Regions from separate parts of the Homo sapiens genome. Here regions 1 and 3 are each linked to region 2. The links are chromatin loops, found by intact Hi-C in ENCODE. Cell type or tissue: ovary. All regions are shown on one strand.

What was found. Hi-C counts contacts between places; a loop is a spot of excess contacts. Peaks named below come from ENCODE experiments on the same cell type or tissue, not always from the same donor. Only the 100,000 strongest peaks of a DNase experiment are listed, where the experiment ranks them.
Region 1: it touches region 2 in a loop (5-fold over the local background); 3 of 110 quality-filtered maps call a loop at or near these places.
Region 3: a loop joins it to region 2, with 7 times the contacts of the local background. A loop is called at or near these places in 101 of 110 quality-filtered maps.

The regions. Positions count from the first base shown.
Region 1 is chr22:46,389,555-46,392,054 of GRCh38, reverse strand. It overlaps CELSR1 (cadherin EGF LAG seven-pass G-type receptor 1), which reads left to right. Exons shown (of 35, transcript NM_001378328.1): 15 at 239-422; 16 at 768-869; 17 at 1,569-1,663. Among named protein-coding and RNA genes, the nearest start is that of TRMU, 55 kb to the right of the region's middle. RefSeq lists an enhancer at 1-749. In ovary, a CTCF peak has its summit at 1,164; no DNase peak of the experiment used is centred here.
Region 2 is chr22:46,121,481-46,123,980 of GRCh38, reverse strand. No RefSeq gene overlaps it. Among named protein-coding and RNA genes, the nearest start is that of MIRLET7B, 9.0 kb to the right of the region's middle. In ovary, a CTCF peak has its summit at 1,384 (motif pointing left); a DNase peak (open chromatin) is centred at 1,360; H3K27ac peaks cover 1,256 bases.
Region 3 is chr22:46,313,009-46,315,508 of GRCh38, reverse strand. It overlaps GTSE1 (G2 and S-phase expressed 1), which reads right to left. Exons shown (of 12, transcript NM_016426.7): 6 at 1,496-1,619. Among named protein-coding and RNA genes, the nearest start is that of GTSE1, 17 kb to the right of the region's middle. In ovary, a CTCF peak has its summit at 1,050 (motif pointing right); no DNase peak of the experiment used is centred here.

The sequences.
Region 1 (2,500 bases), 270 kb before region 2:
CATGAGGGAGGGCGTGCTTCCCGGAAGAACTGCTCTCCTGGGTCCGGCCTTGTGGGGCCTTGGGAGGCAGCCCCCGTTGGGTGTGGGATGTGGGCAGAGGGTAGCCATGAGGGGTGGGATGGCTGGCGGCCAACACACACACCCGGGTGGGAGTCTGGACGTCGCTCGGGAAACACGCTGCAAGGTAGGGCCTCTCCCGGGCATCTGAAGTCACAGGCCCTGCCTCTGGCTTTTGCAGGAGAATTACTACAAGCTCCTAGCCCAGGACACCTGTCTGCCCTGCGACTGCTTCCCCCATGGCTCCCACAGCCGCACTTGCGACATGGCCACCGGGCAGTGTGCCTGCAAGCCCGGCGTCATCGGCCGCCAGTGCAACCGCTGCGACAACCCGTTTGCCGAGGTCACCACGCTCGGCTGTGAAGGTCCGCGTTGCCCCTCGACACCCTGCAGGTTACAGCGCGGGGACAGGCTGCTGCACTGGCGTGCACGTGTGTGCATGCACGCTGGGTGTTTGGGGGACCCTGGGCTCCCTCGTGTTCTGAGTTCTCTTGACCTTCTAGAAACCTGGTTCTGCGTGAGGGGGTGTGGGTCAGAGCCTGGTCACCCCTCTCCAGCTCTGACATGGATGGGGGCAGGGGAGATGCTAGGGTTCGGTTCTTGGTGGGAGCAGGGCCTCCTGCAGGGAGGCGCATGCAGACAGTGGTGCCTGTTTGTGGTCGTGGGTGTGGCGTGCCCCGCTGAGCAGACTTCTCTCTTCTCTACCCCAGTGATCTACAATGGCTGTCCCAAAGCATTTGAGGCCGGCATCTGGTGGCCACAGACCAAGTTCGGGCAGCCGGCTGCGGTGCCATGCCCTAAGGGATCCGTTGGTGAGTCGCCGTGGCCTGTGTGTAGGGAACTGAGGCAGGCGTCCTTGTGGGAGGAGCCAGTCGAGATGTGGGGACTCATGGAATGTTTCGTGTTGAAAAAATATCCGCAGGCAAAGTGCTGGGGAGAAATCCGATCGCCTTTTCCCTACCAGGAAATACACAAAGCAGGCAGAGGGCGCAACAGAAACATGAACAGTGCAGCGCGTGTGGGGACGCCCGCCAGTCAGGCCCGGCCAGTCCCTGCTCTGCCGCTCAGGCTGGGGCACCGGGACAAGTGGCTTCACTGTTCATAGCATCGGGTTACCTCTGTGAAATGGGGACATTGACTGTGTCCACTCTGTGAGGGGCGTCTGGAAAATCCAGTGAGGCAAGGAAAGGCCCAGCCGAAATGGATTCCTGGTGCATGGGATCGTGGCTGCCGGCAGATGGTGTTGCTGATTTCTTTCCTCACGGACTTGCTCGGAAGTGCTGGCTCCTGTTGGCTGGGCTCCCGAAACGCCTGGTTGTCAGTGTCAGAGCAGCTTCGGCCGTGGCCCTGACATGAAAGAGGGGCGCTGGTGTCGACCTCCTGGCCCCCATGGGGTTCTAACCACCACGCAGTGTTCTGGGTTTAAGTATATTCAGATTGTGGATTGAAATACACAAGCATTGATCAACAGTTTGAGTTTCAGGCTTTGCACACCTGCTCTCCTTCCCCAGGAAATGCGGTCCGACACTGCAGCGGGGAGAAGGGCTGGCTGCCCCCAGAGCTCTTTAACTGTACCACCATCTCCTTCGTGGACCTCAGGGCCATGGTAGGGGCGCCTCGGGGATGTGTGTTCAGCAGGGGCACGTGTGTGTTCGTGTATGCGTGAGAGAGTTTGTGTGGGCCGAGGCTCCTGGGCTGGGGAGTGTTGGGGCGGCTGGGATGGCGCAGGGACAGCCCCACGGGCCCGCAGCCTGGAGCCAGCAGGTTCCTGTGGACTTCGGGGTGTTGGCACCTGAGCCAGGCACCCCCACGTGGACTTCTCTCCCCCAGAGGACCCAGCTCTGTGTCTTTGGTTCTGAAAACACGGGGTCCCTGCATTTGACTCCATTTGCCCTCTGATCCTGCCCTATTTCATGGCTTTTGTTCCCACGTCTCCCACTCGCTATCTTTCTCTGAGCCCTCTTTGGCCCACCAGACCCTCGTTTCCATGGTCTAGCTGTCAGCAGTGCTCATTTTTGGGCTTTTTGTTTTTTGTTTCTTTTTTTGGAGATGGAGTCTCACTCTATCTCCTAAGCTAGAGGACAGTGGCACGGTCTCAGCTTGCTGCAACCTCTGCTTCCCGGATTCAAGCGATTCTGCCTCAGCCTCCCTGGTAGTTGGGACTTACAGGTGCCCACCACCACACCCTGCTAATTTTTTTATTTTTAAAATAGAGACATAGAGTAGAGTATTTTCAAAATAGAGAGTAGAGACGGGTTTTCACCATATTGGACAGGCTGGTCTTGAATTCCTGACCTCAAATGATCTACCCGCCTTGGCCTCCCAAAGTGCTGGGATTACAGGCGTGAGCCACCATGCCCAGCCAGGCTTTTGGATTTTTTAAAGTTCCTTTCTGACAAGGAAACTTGCACCAGACAGTAGTGAGTTGCTGAGTAACAGCAGG
Region 2 (2,500 bases):
ACGGCCCCGCCCATCACCTCCAGACAAGGCTGCCCTGGCTGGGATTCGGCCCAGGACATCAGGGTCAGAACAGAGCAGCAGAGCCCACTAGGCCCGGCCGCAACTCCCAGCCCACTCCCCTGCCTGCCATCAGGCTCCCGCTGTGCCAGCCAGCAGCCACCCTGCCCACTGCTGATGGGGCAATCTCACCCTTGGGCCACCTGCCCCTCACTGAGGCATGGGTCGGTCCAGCTGGGAGAGCTGGTGGTTCCCCTGCCCTTGGGAACCCAGCTCCCACCAGCTGCCAGGGCCTCCTGCCCACCCTCCCACAGCCGTTCCCACACCCCGGCCCTCCCTGCTGCTGTCTGCCCCTGATCTCCCCGAGACTCTCTTGAGGATGTCTCCCCGAGGTTGGAGACTTGCCCAGGGTCACCCAGCCGTCACCATGCTGGGCGCAACAGGCAACAGTGTTTACTGCCTCGCACTCCTATGGCTGGCCCAAGGGAAGGGGGGAGCAGGGAAGGCCCCTGTCTCTGGGGGACACCACGGTGTGACCTGGACTCATGTCTCTGGGTCTCGTGTCCTCATCTAGAGCACAAGGATGGGAGATTGGACCTCGGTCTCTCCTGGGATGAGATGGGATCATGTGAGTCACCTAGAGATGCCTCCTGCCACCCGGCAAGTGCCAGACCACGGGGCTTCCTCTTTGTTCCTGTCTCTTGCCATTTCATCTGCTAGGTGTGACCTCGGGCCACACGACCTTCTGCAGCCGGGCATGGGGCAGCACCCTCCGCTCTGCAGGCGGCCCTGGTGGGGATACCCTGTGTGCAGGGGCTGGCACCACCGTTGGGGCAGTGGGAGCAGAGGGCGGTGCTGACAGGAGGGGGATGTGCTGGGCCTCCTGGCCTGGCCTGTGGCCAGCCTCACCCACCCACAGAAGGGGTGGGATTATTACCTGTTTTACATATGGGGAAACTGAGGCTGGGAGAGGCAGAGGATAGCAGAGCCCAGGGCTAAGTGGAAGCGAGAACAGAGGGAGGTGGGGTGAGACCCCAGCCTGGCAGAACTCCTGCAACCCCACTGGAGGGGTGAGGGGCTGGCCTCCTACACACCCCTCCACCCACAGCCCCCAGCCGTACCCAGCTCTGTGCCCGCCCGGGGGGGATATGGCTGTCCGAGCCGGAGATGCCCCCCTGCGATGGTGGCCAGGCCGGTGCTGGAAACACTGCGCACCCACCCCACCACCTCTGTGCTCTTGACCCGAGGGCCGCTCAGCCTCGGGCCGGTGTGGGGACGGCCAGGCCTCCCGGACACTGATTCTTCAGCGGGGCGGTGTCCACGCGGCCGCCCCTTCCCAGCCCCACGTGCTTCATTGGGCACCAGGCGCCACCTGGTGGTCAAGCCAGAAGCCGCCGCTACCAGAACCGTGTGGAAAGCATCCCCAGACCCTCAATGTCCTCCTGTAAGCTTGGGGAAACTGAGGCCAGGGAGGGGTAGGAGCTCCCCAGGTCCCTCAGATAGGCAGGGCCTGGAGTAGGGGCAGAGGTCAGGGCTCCTGACGCCTGTCCAGCGCCTGCAGCTGGGCTTAAGTGACTTAGGAGATGTGGGGGCCTGGCCATGCAAGGACGGAGGACTGAGCCCAGCGCCTGAGGTTCGGTGCACCTGCCCTGGCCACGCCAAGGCCTGGGAGCCATGAGCACTGGCAAGTCCCGCCTGCTTCCCCAGCATGGGTCCCAGGGCCCATGTTCGGCAGCATCTTTGTAGGAGACAGTGGCCTCACTCTTGATAGCAAGGAAATGAGACCAGGTCTGGGGTTCACACCTAGGAGCCAGGCCCTGCCCAGGCCCAAGGCCCAGCTCGCTGGGGAAAGGGGGACCCCACAATGGCCCAGAGCTTTGCCTAGAGCGGCAGCACCAACGACCACGTGTCAGCGCCTGTCCTCGGAGCTCCCAGCCCTGAGCCAGCCTCATGGAGCAGCTCAGAGCACTGCCCAGCTCTAAGTCCTGTCCCAGGCCTGGCTGCTGTTCCCTCTGCTGCTCCTGAGCCCGCTGAGTCCCATGGGGGTAGATTGTGAGGTGTGCTCTCTGACTCTGAGGGCCCCAGGCGAGACAGTAAGAAAGCCAGGCCTCTCTTTGGAAGCCCCTAGGGCAGGGTGGGCAGGGAGGGTGGGGGTACTGGCAGCTACTGAGTCTGGTGTCGCAGGGTGGGTCTAGGTGGCTCCCCTGGCAGCAAAGGCCTGGCCTCCAGCCCTCAAGGTCAGTCCCTGGGGCACCTCACAAATGACAGGTCCTAAACCTCGCCTGCTCAGACCTCTCCCCAGCCTGGCTCCTCTGTCCCAGTGGCCATCCACCCACCCACCTAGAGAGACCTGGGCCTCCCTGCCACCCCTGCCTCTGCCCCAGCTGGTCCCCAGGTCCCAGCAATGTCACCCTTCAATAGCTTCTCAAACCTGACACCTCCAACACTCCCTGGTCATTACTGTCATCTGAGCACATCCTTTGGCCTGAGCCCTGGCAGCCAC
Region 3 (2,500 bases), 190 kb before region 2:
TAAAGAAAAACTTTAGCCCAGGAGTGGTGGCTCACGCCTGTAATCCAAACACTTTGGGAGGCCAAGGCAAGAGATCACTCAAGGCCAGGAGTTCGAGACCAGCCTGGCTAATATAGTGAGACCATCCTCTCTACAAAAAACACAAAAATGTGGGCCAGGCGCAGTGGCTCGTGCCTGTAATCCTAGCACTTTGGGAGGCCAAGGCGGGCGGATCACGAGGTCAAGAGATCGAGACCATCCTAGCCAACATGGTGAAACCCCGTCACTACTAAAAATACAAAAATTAGCCGGGCGTGGTGGCAGGTGCCTGTAGTCCCAGCTACTTGGGAGGCTGAGGCAGGAGAATCACTCGAACCCGGGAGGCAGAGGTTGTAGTGAGCCAAGATTGCGCCACTGCACTCCAACCTGGCAATAGAGTGAGACTCCATCTCAAAAAAAAAAAACCCACAAAAATTAGCCGGGTGTGGTGGCATGTGCCTGTAGTCCCAGCTACTCAGGAGGCTGAGGTGGGAGGATTGCTTGATCTCAGGAGGTCATCACCTCAGTCTATAAAGATAAGGACACAAACCTCTCTTAATCACAGAATGGCAGAGTCAGAATTCCAGATCAGATCAATCTGATTAGAGAGTTCACACTTATCATTTTTTTTTTTTTTTTTGAGACGGAGTGCAGTGATGCAATCTCGGCTCATGGTAACCTCTGCCTCCCGCGTTCAAGCCATTCTCGTGGCCCAGTCTCCCGAGTAGCTGGGACTACAGGCACCCGCCACCATGCCCGGCTAGTTTTTGTGTTTTTAGTAGAGACAGGGTTTCACCATGTTGGCCAGGCTGGTCTCAAACTCCAGGGGTCAAGCGATCCACCCATCTTGGCCTGCCAAAGTGCTGGGATCACAGGCGTGAGCCCCTGCGCCCGGCCCACTTTTTACATTTTGTGAACACAATCCACACCATGCTGCCCTGAACGACCCCGAGACGCCACATGGCCAATGCACCTCGAAGAGGATTTCGCTCTGAAGAGCAGAAAGGCGAAGGCTTTCCCTTACCACTAGATGGCAGCTGTGGCTTGGCAAGGTTGAAATGTGGCTTGACCTCAAACAGGTGTGGGAGCATGGATTTAAACAGGCACCCAGGAGTTATGGGGCCATATGCCCTACATTATCTGGAATAGTCCTATTTTAAAACTGGTGTCTCATGACATGGACATGAGGGTGATTCCAGTGTCCATGTTCTCAGGCACGGGGTATCATACATGCTTTCTGGCCATGTGTACCCCGTAGACTGAAGCCACCCATCTGAGTGTGCCCTCCTCATGGGACAGAGGCACTGAGGGCAGGTACAGCAACTCAGTCCACAGCCTGGTCCACCGCACACAGCACGCCCTCCGGGACGTCCTGCCAAGCCTAAGTGGTTCTGCAGAAACAGTCTCCAAGGCCTGAGCAGCACTCCAGGCCTCACCTGGCCAGATGTGGGTCCAAGCATGATGCCGGCTGCCTCACCTTTGCCCACTGCTGGGGATGTGCACGCACTGGATGCCCCGCTCCAAACAGGCCCCGAGGAGGACTTCCTTGCGAGATTGCTGGTAGAGCCGGGTGCTTTTAACAGGGTCTTCTTCAGCCCCAACTGGGGCAAAATGTGAAAAAACAGAATCAGCAAAGATCTCGTTATTTACCTATTACTTGTGTCTGCAAAAGTAAGGGGTTTTTGGCTGGGCACGGTGGCTCACGCCTGTAATCCCAGCACTTTGGGAGGCTGAGGCCGGAGGATCACAAGGTCAGGAGTTTGAGACCAGCCTGGCCAATATGGTGAAACCTTGTCTCTACTAAAAATATAAAAACTAGCTGGGCATGGTGGCAGGCACCTGTAGTCCCAGCTACTCGGGAGGCTGAGGTAGGAGAATTGCTTGAACCCGGGAGGTGGAGGTTGTAGTGAGCTGAGCTCGTGCCATTGCACTCCAGCCTGGGCGACAGAGTGAGACTCCGTCTCAACAACAACAACAACAACAAAAGTTGGTGTTTTTACTATTTTAAAATAATCTAATAATTATCATCTTGAATTTAAAGAAGAAAAAAGTCAAGCAGCACTTCTCAAAGTGTAGTCTTCAAACCCCTGCATGAGGACCACATTAGGGAGCTAGCAGAAATGCAGATTTGGGGCCCCAACCCAGACCCCATGAGTCAGCAGCTGCAGGGCCCAGCTTTGGGCAGTTCTAACAAGAACTGCCAGTACACACAGCTTGGTTTACCGCCAATGCCAGAAAATAAGTGGCAAAGATGTGGCTGGTAGTCTCCATGCCTGTGAGGAACCGCAATTTTCTTTCTTTTCCTTTTTTTTTTTTTTTTTTTTAGACAGGGTCTCACTCTGTTGCCCAGGCTGGAATGGAATGCAGTGGCATGATCACAGCTCACTGCAGCCTTGACCTCCTGGGCTCAAGCAATCCTCCCACCTCAACCTCCCAAATAGCTGGGACCACAGGCATGCACCACCATGCCTGGCTGATTTTT